Regions from separate parts of the Homo sapiens genome. Here region 2 is linked to region 1. Evidence: chromatin loops called from intact Hi-C (ENCODE). Cell type or tissue: GM12878. All regions are shown on one strand. Each heading gives the region's core, and the rest is flanking DNA. Links, peaks and the distances in the headings are about the cores only.

Evidence for each region. Peaks named below come from ENCODE experiments on the same cell type or tissue, not always from the same donor. Only the 100,000 strongest peaks of a DNase experiment are listed, where the experiment ranks them.
Region 2: it touches region 1 in a loop (2.9-fold over the local background); 2 of 110 quality-filtered maps call a loop at or near these places.

Annotation. Positions count from the first base shown.
Region 1 is chr12:24,831,298-24,841,615 of GRCh38, forward strand. It overlaps BCAT1 (branched chain amino acid transaminase 1), which reads right to left. Exons shown (of 11, transcript NM_005504.7): 8 at 5,214-5,299; 9 at 1,426-1,566. It overlaps BCAT1-AS1 (BCAT1 antisense RNA 1), which reads left to right. Exons shown (of 4, transcript XR_007063245.1): 4 at 5,180-5,258. Among named protein-coding and RNA genes, the nearest start is that of BCAT1-AS1, 17 kb to the left of the region's middle. RefSeq lists a silencer at 8,315-8,504. In GM12878, for the core only: a CTCF peak has its summit at 5,270 (motif pointing left); DNase peaks (open chromatin) are centred at 5,268 and 7,414; H3K4me3 peaks cover 629 bases; H3K27ac peaks cover 1,829 bases.
Region 2 is chr12:24,356,639-24,366,956 of GRCh38, forward strand. It overlaps a transcript of SOX5 not described here. Among named protein-coding and RNA genes, the nearest start is that of SOX5-AS1, 140 kb to the left of the region's middle. In GM12878, for the core only: no CTCF peak of the experiment used is centred there; a DNase peak (open chromatin) is centred at 4,383; H3K27me3 peaks cover 119 bases.

The DNA of each region.
Region 1 (10,318 bases), core at 3,201-8,200:
TTGATAAGGCTTCCGGTGAACAGCAGGCTACTAGTAGTTAAGTTTTTGGGAAGTCAAAAGTTATATGTGGGCCGGGCATGGTGACTCACGCCTGTAATACCAGCACTTTGGGAGGTCAAGGCAGGTGAATCACTTGAACTCAAGAGTTTGAGACCAGCCTGTGAAACATCTTGAAACCCCGTCTCTACAAAAAATACTAAAATTAGCTGGGTGTGGTGGTGCACACCTGTGGTCCCAGCTACTTGGGAGACTGAGGTGAGAGGATCGCTTGAGCTTGGGAGGCGGAGGTTGCAGTGAGCCGAGATTGTGCCCCTGCACTCCAGTACAGGTGACAGAGAAAGACCCCGTTTAAAAAAACAAACAAACAAAAAAAGTTGTATGTGGATTTTTCAACTGCATGGGGGTTGACACCCCTAATCCCTGTGTTGTTCAAGGATCTGCTATAATATGAATAACTTAAGCCAGTTCACATTATAAGACTAATACTTACATGCCTTTAAGTTATAAAGTTAGATGCCAATGTTAATCATAAGTATTGGAGCTTTGTTATAAAGTGAAAAGCAAAACAATTTGACAAGAAAACAAAAGTATGGCACATATAAAATCAGACTAATTTACTAAGAGGAGAACATTTCTTCCAACCAAATCCTCAAATTCCTTTTGTAAGATTTTAGTAAATGCACCAGGTTTGCCAATGAATAATTCTTGTAAAGTGGTCTACTTACTATTAATGATAACAGCATTAATAGTAAAAAAAAATCAAGGGATTGACCACTCGAATGCATTTTCCATAACTATTTGCCATTCCTAATCCAGTGGTTTGGAAGTACTTTTGGTTAACCAGAAACTGAAATGTAACTACCTATAGAGCCTTCCCTAGTGAGCTGGTAGGAAGGAAGAGAGAAGAGTAGAAGACTGTCGGCATAGCTCCAATCCCGACATGTAGGTAAGACAGATCTTACACGTGTCCAAGGACAAAACTAACTTCCCACCATGTTTAAGCTTACATGAAATCACTGGAAACATAGTAGATATATGCTAATACAGTTTCATCTGGATAAACTGTCCCAGTTATTTTTTTTGTAGTGCCAAGTTAAAAAACAAAAACAACAACAAAAAAGACCTAGCATGGTGCGGTGGCGCACTCCTGTAATCCCAGCAACTCAGGAGGCTGAAGCAGAAGGATTGCGTGAGCCCAGGAGTTTGAGGCTGCAGTGAGCTATGATCACACCAGTGAATAGCCACTGCACTCCAGCCTGGGCAACACAGCGAGACTCCATCTCTTTAAAATAAAGAAAAACAACAACAACGACAAAACTTTTGCATCTTGGGTCTGGGTCCAGATACAATTTTATTCATACACTTAAATTAAATGTAATTTAATGTGATTGGAAATGATAGGAAATGAGGAAATACTTGTCGTACCTCGCCTTTGTACAGTATATCAGAAACTGGGCAAACAACACAGGCTGTACCAGAGCCAAACATCTCTCTCACTCTGTTCCCCTCCAGGGCTGTTGTCAAGTCATCCATGGTGAGGTATCTCTCTGACACCTTAAATTCACCCTGCATGGAATATAAAAAATAACAAGTATATTTTAAAGGAAAAGGCATGCAAAACAATTGCAATACTTACTGTTCTGCTTAACATTCTGATTGCACTTAGACAAGGTCACAATCATCCTTTAAGGGAAAGCTGGAAGTGGCACACCATCTTACTGGTGAACACATCGAGGTGTTAAGTAACCTACTTCAAGGTCACAGATTTATATATGAGATTATCAGAATATAAAATATAAGATTATCACCACAAGACACATGGTATACTTTAACATATGCCTTCTTTTTTGCCTTCTTATTTGTTAACTTGTATAAAGTCTCACAAAATTGATGCATCCCAAATGCTGCTTGATGCATGCTCCGTGTTAACAGTGTCTTAGGCCGGGCACGGTGGCTCATGCCTGTAATCTCTGCATTTGGGGAGGCTGAGGCAGGCAGATTACTTGAGGTCAGGAGTTTGAGACCAGCCTGGCCAACCTGGTAAAACCCTGTCTCTACTAAAAATACAAAAATTAGCCAGGCATGGTGGCGGGTGCCTGTAATCCCAGCTACTCAGGAGGCTGAGGCAGGAGAATCGCTTGAACTCAGGAGGCAGAGGTTGCAGTGAACCAAGATCACGTCACTGCAGTCCAGCCTGGGTGACGGAGTGAGACTCTGTCTCCAAAAACAAAACAAAACAAAAAAATCAGTGTCTTAAAACCTACTTTACCATAAAGGAGAACAATGTATTATATAATATTAATAATTATAGCTACCATTTATCAAGCACCCGCTATTATGCCAAGTTCTGTAATTTTAAGGGTGAGTACTATCATCCCCATTTTACAGATGAGGAAACTAAGGTTCAAGGAGGTTGAAGGGCATCTCCAGGGCCACAAAGGAAGTAAGTGACAGAAACTCAATTTGAACCCAGGTCTGATCTGATTGGCTCCAAATTTGGTACTCTTTCTACGTTTGTCTCTTTCTTTTTTTTTTTTTTTTAAGACAGGGTCTTGCCCTGTCACCCAGGCTGGAATGCAGTGGCATAATCTTGGCTCATTGCAGCCTCGACCTCCCAGGCCCAAGTGATCCTCCTGTCTCAGTCTCCTGAGCACCTGGGACTACAGGTGTATGCTGCCATGCCCAACTAGGTTTTATATTTTATATTTTATTTTGTAAAGATAGGGGTCTCCCTATGTTGCCCAGGCTGGGCTCATGTGATCCTCCCACCTCAGCCTCCCAAAGTGCCAAAGTGCTGGGATTATAGTTGTGAGCCACTGTGCACGGCTTACCTATATCTTTTATGGAATAAAGAACAGACTGAGTTCAAATATCTGAAATACTCATTATTTTTAAACGTTGAATGTATATTTGGACTTTATTTGAGAAATTGTATTGTATGTATTTTTTTTCCTAATATGACTAACAGTTGACTTTACAGTGACAATTCTCTTCCTTCTCTTTCAGTATCACATTCAGTTGATTTTCATCATGGAATTAGTGGTATAACCTCATTGACTTCTGCCAAAGTGTTTGAATATATTCTTTGCTCAAGGATAGGAAATGGGAAAAAGATCCTTTTAAGCTATGTGTTTAAACTATCTGTTTAATTCTTGTTCTTTTACCTCAGTGGTTCAAGTTCAAAGTTTGTCAACAAGTTATTTGAATAAAGGGCAATAAAAATAGAGAGGTTTAAAAAAATAAGATGAGTATTTTTTCTTAATTTATAAACCCACAAGAGATAAAAATGGAAATCAAAGCTCTTGGCAATATTCAAAATATTTGAATATTTAAAAGAAGAACTCATGCTGTAAGTAGATTTGGAAGAGCAGGAAAATATATCTGCAATAGAAATATGGCTCTTTGAAAGTTTCAATTTCTCTCAGTCTACAATTGCAATTATGTTGTTCAAAAGTAAATGAACTGCAGAAAATCAGGCAAATTAATTGAAAACAAGCTGAGTTCTGTGTCCTGAAAAAGAAAAGAAAAGAAAACTCTTTTGTAAATAAGCAGAATTGTTTTTGCTCTGCTCACCCTTACTTATCTTTGGACAATTTCCCCTATCTGGCAAATAGTGGTGACCCCCTACATGCCTCTTGGCATTTCACGTCTCATGTTTTAAAATAGCTTTTAAAATAAATTACAGCTATGAAGTCAAGAAAAAATTTCCTCCATAATAACCTATTTTTCATGCTAGCAAATCATTAGTGTGGGAAAGTATTTCCACTTGCAACTTGTCGTCGAACCTTCTGTACTTGGTTGATATTTTTCTTTAATAAAACAAAAATTACTGAGCTTCAAAAATATCTTTCCAATTGCAAACATATTTAGGACAGGGCAAGCTGTTTGAAAATTATACCAACGGTTTGTAAATGTCATGCCCAATGCGCCAGCCAGCATGTAGCAGTTGGGTCTTGTCTACTTCAGGGTTTTGTAGAATTATTTATAGCACATTTCATCTATTTTGAAAGTCTTTTCCAGAGAAACCATGCTGGTATGCTCCTAGATAACGTGTGTGTTTCTAAACATTTGTCCTATTACTACTAGTACTCTTTGACCACAGTAAGCTCAAAGCCTTTTCATGTTCTTTGGAGACCATTTTAACACCTGGGTCAAAAGTTCCATCCAAGAACCTTTACCAGACACCCAATTCATTCAATAATTTGTCTTGAATACATTACGTCATTTCCAAAACCAAACCTTTTTAAATTTTATTTTATTTATTTATTTATTTATTTATTTATTTATTTATTTATTTAATTTACTTTTAGAGACATGGTCTCACCCTGTATTCAGGCTGTAGTGCAGTGGCTTGATCATAGCTCACTGCGACCTTGACCTCCAGATCTTATGCCATCCTCCCACCTCAGCCCCTCCAAGTAGCTGGGACTACAGGCATGTACCACCATGTTCAGCTAATGTTTTTGATTTTTTTGTAGATTCGGGGTCTCACTATGTTGCCCAGGCTGGTCTCGAATTCCTGGGCTTAAGTGATCCTCCTGCCTTGGCCTCCCAAAATGCTAGAATTATAGGCATGAACCACTGCACCCGGTCCACCAAATTGTTTAATATGCTTGCCTGTGTCACACGAATTTGAAAGTCTACTGAAAACAACTTTACATTTGCTTGCATGTTCTGATTTTAAAATAGGCATGTATATGAATTTTGGAGGATGGGGGTAGGACAGAGAGAAAAAGAAGGCAGTCAAACCAATAATGTTATATTAGTAAACATTTATATGTCAGTGAAATTATTTCATTTCTACGGCAAGCATGGTTACACTGGTATAAATAAAGGAAAGGAAGAAGTATCATTGCCATTTGGAAGCAACACAGACTTGGGAAGTTAAGGAATGTCTGGATGGAAGCACATCAGGTATGAACCAGACAAAAGTTGGTGGGAGATACCTGGTAGACTGAGACTACTACTAGAATACTTCTCCACTATGACATCTTGCTAAACTGGTTTCTCTCTGCCCTTGCTATCAACAATACTTATTTTAATAGTCTTGCCAAGAAAGCCCTTCTAGAAGAATACTTTTCATTCACGTTAGAATTTAAAGATTAGATAACATTGGTTGGAACCACAGGATATTATTTCAACACTAGGCTGGGCTTATTTTGATTATTTTTTATTTCAGGCTTACAAAAGTTGTTCATATCAAAGGCACCCACCCACTGATGTGCCAGGTCCAGAATGCACCGCCTTGTCACTCCTGGAAGAATGATGCCATCTAGTGGAGGAGTTGCCAGTTCTTCTTCTGTCAATCAGAAATTGGGACATTTTCAAACTTTCACTACATTAGGCATGCCTTATTATCAATAGCCATTTTTTTAAAAAACCATCACAATTTTGCTAGCAACAAACATAAAGAAAATTTTACTGTTCTGCATGATCAAATTTCCCAAATCAGTTCACACTTCAGGTAGACCCTTATTTAAAAAAAGAAGAAAGAAGGAAGGAAGGAAAGAAGGAAGGAAGGAAAGAAGGAAGGAAGGAAGGAGAGAGAGAGAAAGAAAGGAAGGAAGGAAGGAAAGAGAAAGAGAAAGAAAGAAAGAAAGAAAAGAAAGAGAGAAAGAAAGAAAGAAAGAAAGAAAGAAAGAAAGAAAGAAAGAAAGAAAAGAGAAAGAAAGAAAGAGAGAGAGGGAGGGAGGGAGGAAGGAACGAAGGAAGGAAGAAAGAAAAAAGAAAGAAAGAAAGAAAAAAGAAAAGAAAAGAAAGAGAGAAGGAAAGAAAGAGAGAGGGAGGGAGGGAGGGAGAAAGGAAGGAAGAAAGAGAAGGAAGGGAGGAAGGGGGGAGGGAAGGAAGGAAAGTTATCTAATCATCTTCAGTTTACCCTTAACCAGTAAAATAATGAGATGGTTTTCCACCAACAAACAGTAAGAGTTATTGCATGGTCTTAAGAGGAATATTCTGAAGTGAAAATTTACCTTAGCAGATGAAAGGTGGTTACTAATTAGAATAATGTAGATAGGGTCTTACTCAGAAAAACTGGTCATTACCAAACCTTCTAAGAATGCTATGGAGGAGGCTATCCCCAAGAAGTGTGCGTGCCTACTCAGGCTGGTCACTGCTTCCACGCTGCCCTTGGAAAGTCTAATTTTTTTTTTTTTTTTTTTTTTTTAGGTTACCCAGGCTGGAGTGCAGTGGCACCATCTCAGCTCACTGCACCCTCTGCCTCCCAGGGTCAAGTGATTCTCCTGCCTCAGCCTCCTGAGTAGCTGGGATTACAGGTACGCGCCACCACGCCTGGCTAATTTTTGTATTTTTAGTAGAGACGGGGTTTCACCATGTTGGTCAGGCTGGTCTCGAACTCCTGAGCTCAGATGATCTGCCCACTTCGGCCTCCCAAAGTGCTGAGATTACAGATGTGAGCCACCGCACCCAGCCTAAGAGTCTATCTTTAGTGATTTTCAAACCTGGTGGAGCATCAGCAACAAGTATGGAGATGCTGCCTTTGCTCTCTGAGATTCAAATGTAATGGGCTTATCAGAGTGAGCTCAAGCACGTGTACGGTTAAAAAAGAAGACATTCAAGAAACAAAACTCCAAAGCTGAGCTACTGCTCTACTGTGAGATGACTGCAGACATCCCTAACTACTGTGAGGTCTAGTAGGACAATTGTTCACAGGCATCATGCATGATCCATCAGCTGCACAAGCTCTCCTTACAGTACCCTCTGGCACTCAGCATCTCCCTTTCCTCCCCACTTCTGACACCCAGGAGTCTGAATCTAGTGAGTCCTGACACTGAGGCCACCACCCTCTCCCTCAATACATGGTGGTTCTAGGCTCGCCCACTCCACTGGGGTTACATCAGACATGCCCAACAATCAAGCTCTATCTGGAATACCAAACTCTATCTTCATCCTTCTATCCTCAAAACTGGGCATTGTGCCTAGCCCAGAGTGTATATAATAAATGTTTTTGAGTAAAAAATAAACGAATAAGTTATCTTTGCTAGGATACAGCAGTATGGCTTTTTTGAATTTTGTTTCTGAAAATCATCTGCTGAAAATTGCTTTCTGGAAAGGAGAAAATTTGTTCTTGGCAATGTTCTTAGGGCTACTCTTTGTCATGTTTAGAAGTGTTGATGATCTCAAAATAAACATGTGTTTTGCAATAGCTAGCCAACTAGATACATAAATGTATGGATCTATTTGTGTGTGTATATATATGTACACACACACACACACTTCCAGTGCCCCCAAACCGGACCTTTCCTAAAGCTTGCTGAGCCCTGAGACTACATGAAGTTAAATGAAAACAGCAGCCCCGCATGTGCAAGTGCTGTTTTGTGAAACATGTTTAACACCCAGAACTGTAACCACTAGCCTGAGGTCAAGGAACAGAACATCTGCTTCTCTGGTTGCCAGACAGAGATGATGACATGACAACATTTGGGTGAGAAATATTCATTTTCCTCTGCAACCACAAACATACTTACAAGAGCCAGAAATCACTCCAGATTGCCCAACATGAGGAAAACAGAACCTACAAATGCAGCTTGTTTTTGACAAAGAAGTCATTTTTAGGAGATGAGGAATTTAGAAGCAATAACAGCAGGATTCATCTGTGACTTCCCAAAGTCAAACACTAATGGAAACCAGGAATGTAGGTCTGCATAAGTGCCCTAAACACCATCAGCACAATTAGCCATTTATTCTACAAATACATATTGAGTGCTGTTTACCGTTTTAAGCTCTATGAATACAGCAGTGAACAAAACTGACATATCTCCCTGCTTACTTTCTAATAGACACAGGTAAACATTTATTGTGTTGATAGTATGTTAGACTACACAGGGGGAAACAAAGAAGGAAAAGCAATGGAGAATGCTGGAATGCTGAGGAGAAATGGGAAATGGAGTTTATGATTTTGATTAAGAGCTCAAGGAAAGCCAGACTGAGAATGGGATTTGTAAGCAAAGATTTGGAGGATGTCAAAGAGCAAGCGGTACAGACATCTGAGGAAGAGTGCTCCAAGTCGAGTCCGTATACACGCCTGACGTGTCCGAGAAGACTCATGATGTGGCCTGAGCAATACCGAGATTCACTGCTGTGGTTGTTTTCCCAAAGTGACTGTGAACTCAACCACAAGGCCTGGGTCTTATTTTTCAGGGTATCTCCAGGGTCCAGGATATGATACAATGCTTTGTTCAAATGGTGAATAGCAAGCGTATGGGTTAAATTACTCATCAACAGAGTGATGATGTGTGATCTTGCCACCATGGGTGCTGTTACTGAAATCAAAACTCCCATGAGTTACAAGCTGAGTGCCACACATAGTGACTGTGCACAGCACTGTGCTTTGAACACACACTATCCACCACCCCATCCACCTTCCTGCACCAGCCATCTCAACCAACAGGAGCAGTGTGTGTGGGCGCTCATGAAAAGACGGCAGGCTATTACCGAAAGAACTCTGTTTATACCTCCTATCGGTAACGTTTGTGAAAATCAGTATTGTGCTGATTTTCAACTCGTTTGTTCATTGTATTTTCTTAAAATCATATGATATAAATCAAAGTTACTTCAGAATTGCATGTCTTTTTTTTTAGCCCAAAGGTTTTTCCTAACATTCTATTTACTTCAAATATATATTCTATTTCCTTTCTCCTTATTCTGAATTTTATTTGTTCTGTTAGATGAACATCCCCAAAGTGAAGGAGTATATTAAAACTAAAGTTATCCCAGGCAACCATAATCTGAATAGTAACTAACAGTCTTAAGGTCTTGTATATTTTGCAAGAGGCAGAAGACAAACTCACTCATTTCTATTCTGACCTTTAAAAGCCATGGTGGAAATGTTTCATGATTATTGTTTGGATAAAGAACAATTTTCCACCAGGACAGTTTCTGGTGTTTCTGGTTAAATCATGTAGCTCTGATTCAGAGTGTACTTAAATTCTGACATCTCCCATCCATAAAAATAATGATGGTACCACCTCTGAATGATGTAACTGTTTTTGTTTTGAGCTGTGTGGTTTTTTGGTGGAGTTTGGGGTGGGGGTAAGAGTGGGCAGATGGGAAGAAGGGTTGAATCGGCCTATTATCTTCTAAGTGCAGAGGTCAACACTGGCTACAATCTTCCAAGTGTAGCTTTTGTTATATGTCACATACAGTAACTCAAATTTATAAATCATAAATATTCCTGTATAAATTTTATTTTCAAACAGTGCCAAGTACAAACAGCAGGAATGGAAGGATGAGAATGATCTGTATCTGGTTTTTCATATGCCAAGGACTACCAATGGCCAAGCCCAGGACAAGGCTTACTCACCATATCTTCTGTTTATTCTACCTCTGACTGCAGTATAAGACTCATCTTGTTAGTCTCTGCAACTAACACTAAAATTAGTACTTAGCTCTGAATTCAGCCACATCTAAATTACCATTTTCCTCTTTTTGTAGCCAAATAACATTAGAGCAAGAGAGGCTACTGTAGCTACTTTCAAATATAAACTGCATTTTAAAAAATTTAATTGAAACTACTAACACTGAGACTTCATAAGTATTTGGAAACATCATTTATATTTCTAGTCTCTATAATTACTACTGTGAAATGAACAACCTAAGAATGTAAACAAGTCTAAAAATACGCTTCTAAATTTGGTATGATTATCAAAATTCTAATAGAAATAAATGCCTGTTTTTCTCCCACCGTTGGCCATTTAATTCAATATCATACACGTTGCCAACACTTCACTGAACCCCTATGGTCTCTGCCAACTAATAAAAAAAAACAGCAAAGAAAAGTAATGAGTACTCAGGATATTAAAGATAATAGAGAAATATTGATATCTATAGTGGATATATGAAATTGTCTTGAATGAACCAGGATCTAGTTACAATCCCAAGATACATTGATTTATCTTTTAAAATGGTGCTCTTTAATCAGATTGAGTTCTAGAGTAAATTTGGAGAGATTGTGATACATTTTCAAAATATGTAGAAAAGGCAACAATTGTTAAAACAATTACAGCCAGAGAGTACACAAAATCCTTCCAGTAGAATCAGTACACTGCATTTATTACTCTAGCATTTTATATACGGTATATGGTGAATGACCATTGACCTGATCTGAGACCTGTGTCTCAATGCAAGGTGTTCAGATAGGAAAATTGTTGGGGAACTGCAGAAGGGATAAGGAAGCAAATCTTCCAATCATGGTAACTTAAATCCCTTAATGTGACATCTCAGTATCTCAATAATCAGTACATCTAGAGCCAGAAAAACAAAAAACGAAAAACAAAAAACCTCTAGAGCTTCTTTAAATCGA
Region 2 (10,318 bases), core at 2,442-7,441, 480 kb before region 1:
GCACAGGCCTCTCAGTCTCAGCGCACCTCAGTTCCTACCAGAAGAATATGCAAGGACTTCATTCTTTTCACCCAAATCTTTCCTTAATACTGAATTTTCATCAACAAATTGGTGTTTTCTGTAAAAGCTGATTATTTTCCCATTTTTAAAAAAACCTCTGAATGTAATTTTATTTTGTAGGATTTCCAATTACTTGGACTTAAGTAATGGCAAATGAATACTAAACCATCGGTTACATGTTATATCTTTCTATTAACCAATGAAGAGTTTTGACTTTTTAAAACTAGATACTGACCATCCCAAACATTAACCCTTTTGACAGATCCAGTGGCAGAGAAAAAAGGCTGATCATGACACCCCAATGTGTACCATGAATAATAGATGCTTCTTTCATTCTTATTTGCACATGGCAAATAAAGTCAGACTTCTATAGAGCAAACTTTGAATGTCTTACAAATAATAATTTCTTCCAGAGAAGTTTGGTGTGGATTACATTTTGAGAGACTAATAGATAAGTGGGGCATGGTGGGGAGAAATAATGACTTTCATTGGGTTATTTATCTTCCTGTACCGCCATTAACATGAAGGAGGAGAAATTTCGAGGTGAAATATTTAAGAAATTTTTTTAAGACAAGAGAAACAAGACTTTAGGACCTCTTCCTTGCTGCATGCCTTCAACAGCATTTATTTAGTGCCTACCAGATGCAGTGCACGAGTATAGGTTCTGTGCAAAGATGGGAAGGAGAATCACGCATGTATCCTGCCTGCCTCCTCAGAATCCTGCAGTGATGAAGACGCCATCATCACAAGGAATTAGAATGCAAAGCAGGAGGTTCCAACGGAAGCACAGGGAAAATGCTACAGAAATTAAAAGGAGATAAGACTACCTACCCCACCAACCACAATTGAAACTGTACGCCTCAGCCAGGCTCGGTGGCTCACACCTGTAATCCTAGCACTTTGGGAGGCCGAGGCGGGTGGATTGCCTGAGCTCAGGAGTTCATGACCATCCTGGGCAACACGGTGAAACTCCATTTCTACTAAAACACAAAATCTTAGCTGGGCGTGGTGGCGTGGGCCTGTAATCCCAGCTACTCTGGAGGGTGACAAGAGAATTGCTTGAACCTGGGAGGCGGAGGTTGCAGTGAGGGTAGATTGTGCGACTGCACTCCAGCCTGGGTGACAGAGCGAGACTCCATCTCAAAAAAAAAAAAAAGAAAGAAGAAAAAAGAAAGCCTATTGAAATTGTATGCCTCAGTTTAGCCAAAACACCAAACAAATTTTCTATATTTTAAGACTTACATACTTTATTACAATCCCTTGTTTTGGGTTACCTACCTCCTTTGTCTGCCTATAAAATCCATGCCTTGTCTACTTTGTTCATTACCATATTTTCAAGACTGGCACAGTGTGTGGCACGTAACGGGCATCCAATAAATATTTGTTGAATGGATGAGTGAACTATTTTGTGATAATAAGAAGCAACTGAATCTGATTCTCTACAGGATGGTTTTCTGAGTTTCTTACTATCTTATTGAAAATCACCAATAAAACAGATGGGAGGTTTGTGTAAAAATGTGGGACACCTCAATAATTATAGATACTACATTTAATTAGCAAAATTGCTAAAACATAGCCAGGATCGAATGACTATTTTTATATAAAATTGAGGATTTCCTTTTACCAATAAGAAGCCTTCTTTGCAATCCAATAATCATTAGTGATTACAGTATTAATCACAAAGGTGATGCACAGGAAAATTCTCTGAAGTGTTCCTTTCTCCTCTTTGTTTTGTATCTTTCCCAAGAAATAATACTTAACTGCCAAAAAAAATTGTCCTTTCGGCGCCAATGGTCCCAGCTACTCGGGAGGCTGAGGCAGAAGAATGGTGTGAACCCAAGAGGTGGAGCTTGCAGTGAGCCAAGATCGCGCCACTGCACTCCAGCCTGGGCAACAGAGCGAGACTCCATCTCAAAAAAAAAAAAAATTGTCCTTTCACTGTCTTCCAAGAATGGTAATTTAGTTGTTGCTAATAAACATTATCAATAAAAGTGGAAGGTTACTACAGCAAGGATTACAAAGCAATAAATGGCAAGCATAGGTCATTAATCAAATCCACTTGAAGAACAGTTAAACCAGATAAAGTTAATTACCTTTACATTCAACTATTTGCTATCTAAATCATTTTGCTTCGTCAAACATTATCTAAAATAATATTTGCTACTATTTATTAAGCATTTATTTATAGACACTCTGGATAGTATTACATACATGCTTCTTCACTAAAGTCTCACGTTTACCTTAGAAAGGAGGTATATATCTATCCCCACTTCTCAGATAAAGAAAGTGAGGCATCAAAATTGTATCCTGGAAATTGAGGAATCCAAGTCCACCATGCTTTGAACCCCAGAAACATTTCTACTCCAACTATTCCATGCTTATCAGTACATAATGCAGTGACTACGTTTGCTTTGGCTTGAAATTCTCATATATTTCAAAAGGAAATTCTTCTTGGTAGTAGGGACAACTTTAAATTGAGCTTTTTCAAGTCAGTATAATGTGCAAAATACAAACTTAGTTACCTGAGTTGAAAACTATATCACATTATCCCATGAAAGAAGTCTTAAGCGATCTGATTCAAAATATCATTTTGATTATGGTGCAGAGGATTACTCATGAAGTTAAGGCTGGGTGAGGGCCTTGATGCTCCGGTCTTGCCGTTATCTGATGGATGAGTTAGGACACACACCACAGGATAATTTTGACTAATTTATCTACAGGCATCTTGCTCTTGCTTTCTCCCACTGTTCTCTCAAATGTCTTGGCAACATAATACCTTTTGAAATGTTTACAAGGGGCACTAAAGAAAATGGGCATGGAGGAAGAAGTTGTTCTTCTTGCTCCCCCTTAGCCATACTTTTGGGAAGAGATCTGAATAATTCAGACTCCAAAAACTGTACTCTTTCTATTGCAACATATTGCATTCCAATAATTTCTGCTGGTTTTAAGAAGTCAACAGAAACCCTGCTTTTGCATGCTCTCGTGCTCTTTTCTAAATTTAATTAATACATATTTTATCAAGGGATAAGGAAGAAGGCTAAGATTTTTTGTCATCAGCTTCTAAGACATCCAAATGATTCTAGACATACCCTACCTACTCTTGACCTGCAAAGACATTTGAATAGCCTTGAAAACAAAAAAGCTGTCTCTTTTCACCACACTTACATCATTCCCCAATTCTGGATTTAAAAATAGAATCTTCACTCACAACAACTAGATTTTTAGCTTATAATATGGGGAATAAAGGTCATAGGGAGAAAATGAAGAGGATTAGTGGAATTGTATAGAGAAAGAAAAGGAAGAAAAGAAAAAGGATGGCAGGGACGGAGGGAAGGGAGAAGCTGAATAAAATAAGGGAAGGAGACAGAATCTTTTTGTTATCCACAGCCTTTGGTAAAGTTACTTAGAAGTTTGCTTTAAAACAAAATTGCCTCTTTCAGTACTCAGTGATATTTTATTTCTGTGTAACTTCCTCCTCAAATAGGTTAATTACAGAGGCAATTAGTCTAGCTACACACAGGATGTCACTATTCCCTTATATAAATAGAACCAGCACACATGTTTCAGGCAGAGAAAAATATCTGTAAAGACCAAATTTCAAAATGTTATGGAATTCTGTGCAGTGAGATGCACTTTTGCCCAGTTTGGGTGAAATTTCGTGTTTTCATCATTCTTATTTGATGAATAGTCCTTATGTTTTATTATTCTCATGGAAATTCTTTATGTCAACTAGGAAAATCAGCTCAAATTATCATAAAAAGTCCAAAAAGTAGAGGGATCATGGCACTAGGTAACTGAACAGGAGTAAGGCCTTGTTAGCAAGGCAAATAGATAGGAAAAGGAGAGCTAGAACTAAAAAAGCTAATCTTATTATTAGTTTAAGCAAATATTCTGACCTATGCAGCCTCGAGGTTTTTTGTCTGAGTACTTCATTTTACATATTGAAAGTGTGGAAATTAGTAACTACTGTAGTTCTGAGATCTTAGTGGTTCATAGCGCAAGAGGCTTTTAAAGTGAGCTGTTCTAAAAACTGGATATATGTATCCCTGGGTCGCAAGATCCAGACTGAGTGATACACATGGAATTCACAGGAAAACTTGTTAAATCACTAATAATGGCATCCATTTTCGCCTGAAACCCCTAACTACTGATTATTGTTTATACATTTATCAAAACCAAAATGATAAAGTGCTCTTCAAAAGAATAAATTGCTATATCTAGTACTAAATACATATTCATAGAGGGCACTCCGTCCTTCTTGATGGTAGCTACCCAGGATGACAAAATTGAAAGACGCTGATGACACACTAAACATCTATGGTTCATTAACTCGCTTGTTTACTGTGGTTACAGTGAAAGCAAGGTCTTAGGTCAGCTCCTCGTATCGACCAGCACATTCCTTTCTCTTCTGTGGCCATAGAATATTCCATGCAGTTTTGACTGGCTCTCTCAAAAAAAAGTTTGCCATTGGTCACACCATGGCCTGAGAGAGGAAATTACATGACCATTACAACAACAAAAACAATGCAGATCCCATTTCTTGCTCAGTGATGGCCCCAGTGCATTCTTCTCATACATGAAACACTGCATGTTGCTTATAAATCAACCTAGAAAAATGTATGCTCGAGCCCTGAGATTACTCTGCCTGGGTGTGAATCCCGCCCCACCTCTTACTAGCTATTGAACCATGGCAAGTTATTCAATTTCTCTGTCTCCATTTCCTCAGCTGAAAAAGTGGGTATAATAATACTACCTGTTTCATGGGGTACTGTAGGAGGCTTAAATTATATAATACAAGCAAAGCCCAAGAACAATTCCTGGCACAAAGAAAGTCCTCAGTAAATGACAGGTACTCTAAGTATTCTGCACTGAAACAAACAGTGAACCAACAGTGATGAGGCTTTTTCAGGTTTTGTGTGTGTGTGTGTGTGTGTGCGCATGTGTGTGTGCGCATGCACGTGCGCACACGCACATGTGCATAAATATACAGGTCTTGCATTTAAATTTAAACCCCTATAAGAAAAAGTGGAATTTTAAACGATGGTTAAAATTGACAGGACAAACTGAGCCCTGTAAAGACCTCCATCAGCACTAGAATCTCCCCATAGTCTAGCCTGTCTGGTACAGCAGTCTCTCTGGGATTTCAGTTCAGGCTTACCTGAGTGTACAGCAGCAACAAGGTAGAATAGGCTTTCTTCTTCTACTCCAAGAGTCCAGAGCTACGCTGATGACACAGGGATGGGCAGAGACTGGAGTGATCTCCCTTCCAGAAGATGAACAGTGCCACTGAGAACCTAAATAACTGTTTTATAAGAGATCATTGGCTTTACTGCTTCTGTGTGACCTTTCTGTCCTATTTCCTCTAGAGGGTTTGATGGTGGGTGGGTAAGTCAACTATGCAGCTAAGTCAGCTAGGCAAATAAGTGTTTTGACTACAGTGCCTACAAATATAGAGATATGTGCATATGTATATTCTTTCCCATGCATGCACCAGGATAGCTCCAGAGTATGACAATTAAAAGTACGTTACAGAAGTCATAAGGGGCACATTTGGATATTTCCTTCAATATCACAGCCAAAAAAATAATGTTTGTTATTACAAGTCACACATACAGAGTGCTGAATTCAGTCCCATCATCTTTTCACTTGGGGATTTCCTGCTAAGATTTAGTCCTTTTGTGCAAGACAGTAACCTCTAGGTTTTAAAATTACTGGTCTTGTATTTTCAGTCACCGTAACAGCCTATTTGGACTGACTTCACGGGTAACCAGATCAATTGTGTAGACATTAATACTTAAGAGGGCGTGGGGAGAGGGAATCAACTGGAACACTCAGCCTATAAAATGGACGATAAAATCACTATCAGAATAGACACTATAAACAAAATAGAATTCTTCACAGCCCAGTTCTCCCTTACACAAATTAGTGCATAGTACAACTCAAATCAGCCCTGATGACAGGACTCTGTGATCAGGTAAGGAGTCGACACCAGGAAACTAATATTAACCTGGCTGGTCAGTTATAGGCGTGCTACCCTTTCCCCTCTAACTCAATACTTTAGATGAGTTTGATATTTAATAATTAGCTAGATATTTTATTCAGGGATTTTTCTCTCAAATTCTATAGGATCTCAGAAAGAAAATCACAGTGGGCTAAGAAACCACAGTGAAAAAAAAAAAAAAAAAAGGAGGGCTATTAGCATAACAGCATTATACATATAATAAAGTGTCTTGATCCACCAGTAGAATTAAGTGATTTGCAAGACCCAATTCCTCAAATTCATCATTCACAGATACGTAAAAACATGTAATCAAATATTATTCCTATTACACACTATATAAAAATATATGAAATATTTATTGATATTAAAACATTTATAATTATAGAGCTACTAACTTTATCCTTACTGTTATTTAAATAATGAAAATTCACCTGTGAAATAACATCTACTAAATTTTGATAAGTTGGTTTTACTCATGCTTTTTTCCTGTTTGCGCTGCTTTTTCCCCTTTTCTCTCTCACCAGACTCTTGGTTTTACTGAGCAAAAAAAAATTAGTAATAATTTAGATTCATTTTTTGGCTACATATATTTAATAGTTTCGCCTTCCCCTCTGTCTCTTCTTTCTGCCATCACTTCTGGAACACAGCCAGAAGCCATGCTGGAGCGGTGCCAGCATGCCCTGTTCTTTTGCAATTTGATTGCCTCTGTATACATCTCAGTTAGGCTTACCTAAGTCACCATTTACAATATTGAGTAGAAAGAGCAGGTTGAAATAGTCAGCATTTATAAGCCCACTGGTTACATGATACAAAATATATAGCCAAGTGTAGAATTTATAGCAATAACATTTATGTATCATGTTACTCCTAGGACAATCTAATTTATAAAGTGCCTATTGTGTATACATAAGGAATAATCATAAATCATTTACATTAAACAGTGTCAACTGTTTAACCCAACTTTCCCCCTAAATTCTACAGACTGAGATTAATGAGGATTTTTAAAGGAAGCACATGAAAAAAAAAAAAAGTCTGATTCATCTTAGGTGAACAACATACCCATATATAGGAGCAGGTGTCTGTAGTATGATTTAGAATACCTATGGAACATCTCTGGAAAATATTAACTTCCTCTGAAGTAGAGAAATGTCCATGAAGGTGAGGTGGGAATGTGGCAAGAGCCCAAATCTGTCACCAACCTCAAGCTTTCTTTTATTTCCTTCCCAGGAAAGAATGGATTTAAAACAAACAAACAGAAAACCTTCAGGCCCTATTGGATCAGTTGTCTGACATGTTTTCGTCGGCAGGCATTTTTAGAAAACCTGAGAAAGATTATTTAGATTAGATGCTTTGTCTCTTTGACTCCCAGTTAGAGAAAAATCCCAATCAGTGACCGAAGCTTTCAAGAGTCCTAAAGTGAAACTCAAAACATGTATGTGAATTTTCTCCCTCTGTTCACTCCTTAGCTCATGTCCTATTCAGAGGGGCAATTGTCTTTACTAATCTATGCTTTGGGGTTCTCAATGAAACTCATTCTGCTCCTTAAAAGCCCTTAAAATTAATAATAGGAAATGTTTTTACAATTCACATCTGTAAATGCATTTCGTCTTATCTGAAACTCACACCTACACAGCCAAATTGGACATCACATAAGAAAAATATGGTTTGGATTTTTCTTACAGTATTTTGATGCTCTATCTTCTGTCCTTAGAAAGGACTACAAGAATGACATAATCTTCTTGCCTTAACCTACACCCTTAAAAATATCCATTGATTTGTGTCAGCCAAAACTGAACAACTTAACATTTTTTCATATATATATATATATATATATATATATATATACACGAATAAATTTGTTCTTTATTCTTTACATAAGTGAGAAATTCACTTTTCCTCCAAACTCTATTGATGACTGATACTACTATGGAGAGAATCAATTCCCTAGCTAGGTTAAAATTAAAACTGGAACTGAAAATCAAAGGAAGGAATGCATAGCAAGAAAATCTGTAAATCACTTTTCTGAGAATGAACTACCTGCTGTTTTCTACTCACAGAAAATTGACACTATGTAAACATATGTTGTAACCTAGAAAGGAGAACAAAACAAAATCTATACAAACACAGAATGATCAGAAATCCATGAACGTCTCAGTCGAAGCAAGAACTGGTGGCAAACAGAGGTTTGGGGAAAGAGTTTATTTTCTAAATAACATGTTAATCTTCATAATCAGATACACAATGGCCTTTGTATAACTATTTTGAAAGCTGATCATCCCCCAAAATAGCTGTATTTCAGTGGCATTAATTGGTAGGGGAAAAATGATATATTTCTCCACAACTTGGGTATATTAAACTTGAGGAGCAGTAATGACTCATTTTTCTGGTTCAAAAGTTTATTCATTCATGACGAACAGTGCTAAATTCACAGGGTTTTCATTTGTGCAAAGAGACAAAAGGTGACACACTGTAACGTCTTTATTTAACATATTTATTCTTCAAAAATATCTGGTAAACAAGGAATTCTTTCCCATTTTTGAGTGATATTTTGAGTTGCTCAAGAGGAAAAACTGTTATGCTCAAGTGAAGCAACTTAAAACTCCAGGCTGACTCCTTCTTTCAAGAAAGTAAGGAATCTATGTAACAATAAAGCATAATCATGACTTCCATCTTCCATCTCAGTGAGAGCTACTCTTGTCTTCACCTTGTTAAAAGGTTAATTTCTTCCCAATTGCATAGAAAAATAAATGATCACCATGTAGGCATTTAGAAAGTACCCATGTTTTCCTATGATTGACCTATACCTTCTATCAATTCTGTCTAAATTACTCAATTAAAAATAATTATTAAGAAAATAAGTGACTTCATCAACATGTTCCAAAATAAAATATGGATAAGAAGAAAAAAAATCAGCTAATCTGCACAAAATTTGATATAATTATTGAAAATGATTTTCTTTACAAATTAATAAATAGACTTGATTAATACTTTTTTAACTGAAGTTGAAGAGATCTGGGATACATATAGACACAGGCTTCTATAGCAATAAAAGCTATTGAATCAACATTAGGAAACTTCTTTTCCTAATATGTCTTTTTATGTTGCCAGTGTAAAGTGCTTACCTTAAATAAAAGATTTTGCCTAGTTTTTTTAATACAAATACTAGCAAAGAAGCACCCCCAAGGCTGAACCACTCATTTCCACTTTAGTTAACAAAATGATGTAACTTGCTTTTATTCTTAATTTGGTATTATCATTTAAACTACTTGTTACATATTATCCTCATTTTGCCTCTTTATTCAGGAAATAGTCCCAGTAACAACTCATTATCCTGGATGGCTATGGGTATCAATGCTGTTTTTGTTTGTTCTAGAAGGCATCAATTCAATGTCACTATTCGAATTTCTTATCCTAGAACCCACAGATTGCTAGGAAATCCGAAGGCTTCTAGAATGACATGCAAATTTTCATGTATATGTCCCCATTGTGATTTTTCTGGCAACAATCCATTCTTTCTTTGCTACCTAGCATTAATGCAGCCTCTTTCAGTTAATAGTACCCTATTTCCTTCTGGGATACAAACCCAATGCCTAGTCCATGAAAATTACAAAGGTGATTCTGCTCTCTGCTCCAAGAGAGGGGCACAGGATTATTCAGTGATCTAATCAGAATGAATTAGGACAAAGACACTTTTGATAGGGCTTCTGGAAAAGGCATCTTCTCTTTTTCAGCTTGAAGCCTGAGAGGATGTTACAGTTGAAGCAATGCCCCGCCACCATCTTGCTACCAAATGAAGTCAGAGACTGAAGCTGTATTAGTGGAAACTGAGAGATGGAGAGAAATTGAATTCTGTTTACATTATTTTAATTCAGAAGTTAGATCTGTGCCTGGATTTTTCATATGTTAGTAAAGCACATGCACACACATTCATACCATCCTATTCCATAATATTTGCATAGCTGACTCCTTCTTCAGTGTAACTATTACTGGCTTTCTTTGACCTTTCCTATCTAGTGTAAATTCCCCCCTGTACTCTGTACTCTTGACTGCAGTCCCTCCTACCTGTCTTTAATCTTATTACATATTATCAAAATCACATGCCGTATGATGTTCATTAATTTGGTACAGAGGAATTTTGTCAGTTTTCCAGTCCTTTTCAATTAAATTTACACAATGCAGGATTATTTTCTAGTGGAGAAAAAGACAGAGAGAAAGCAAATGGGTAGAGGAAGGAGAAAAGAAAAAAAAAGGAAGAAA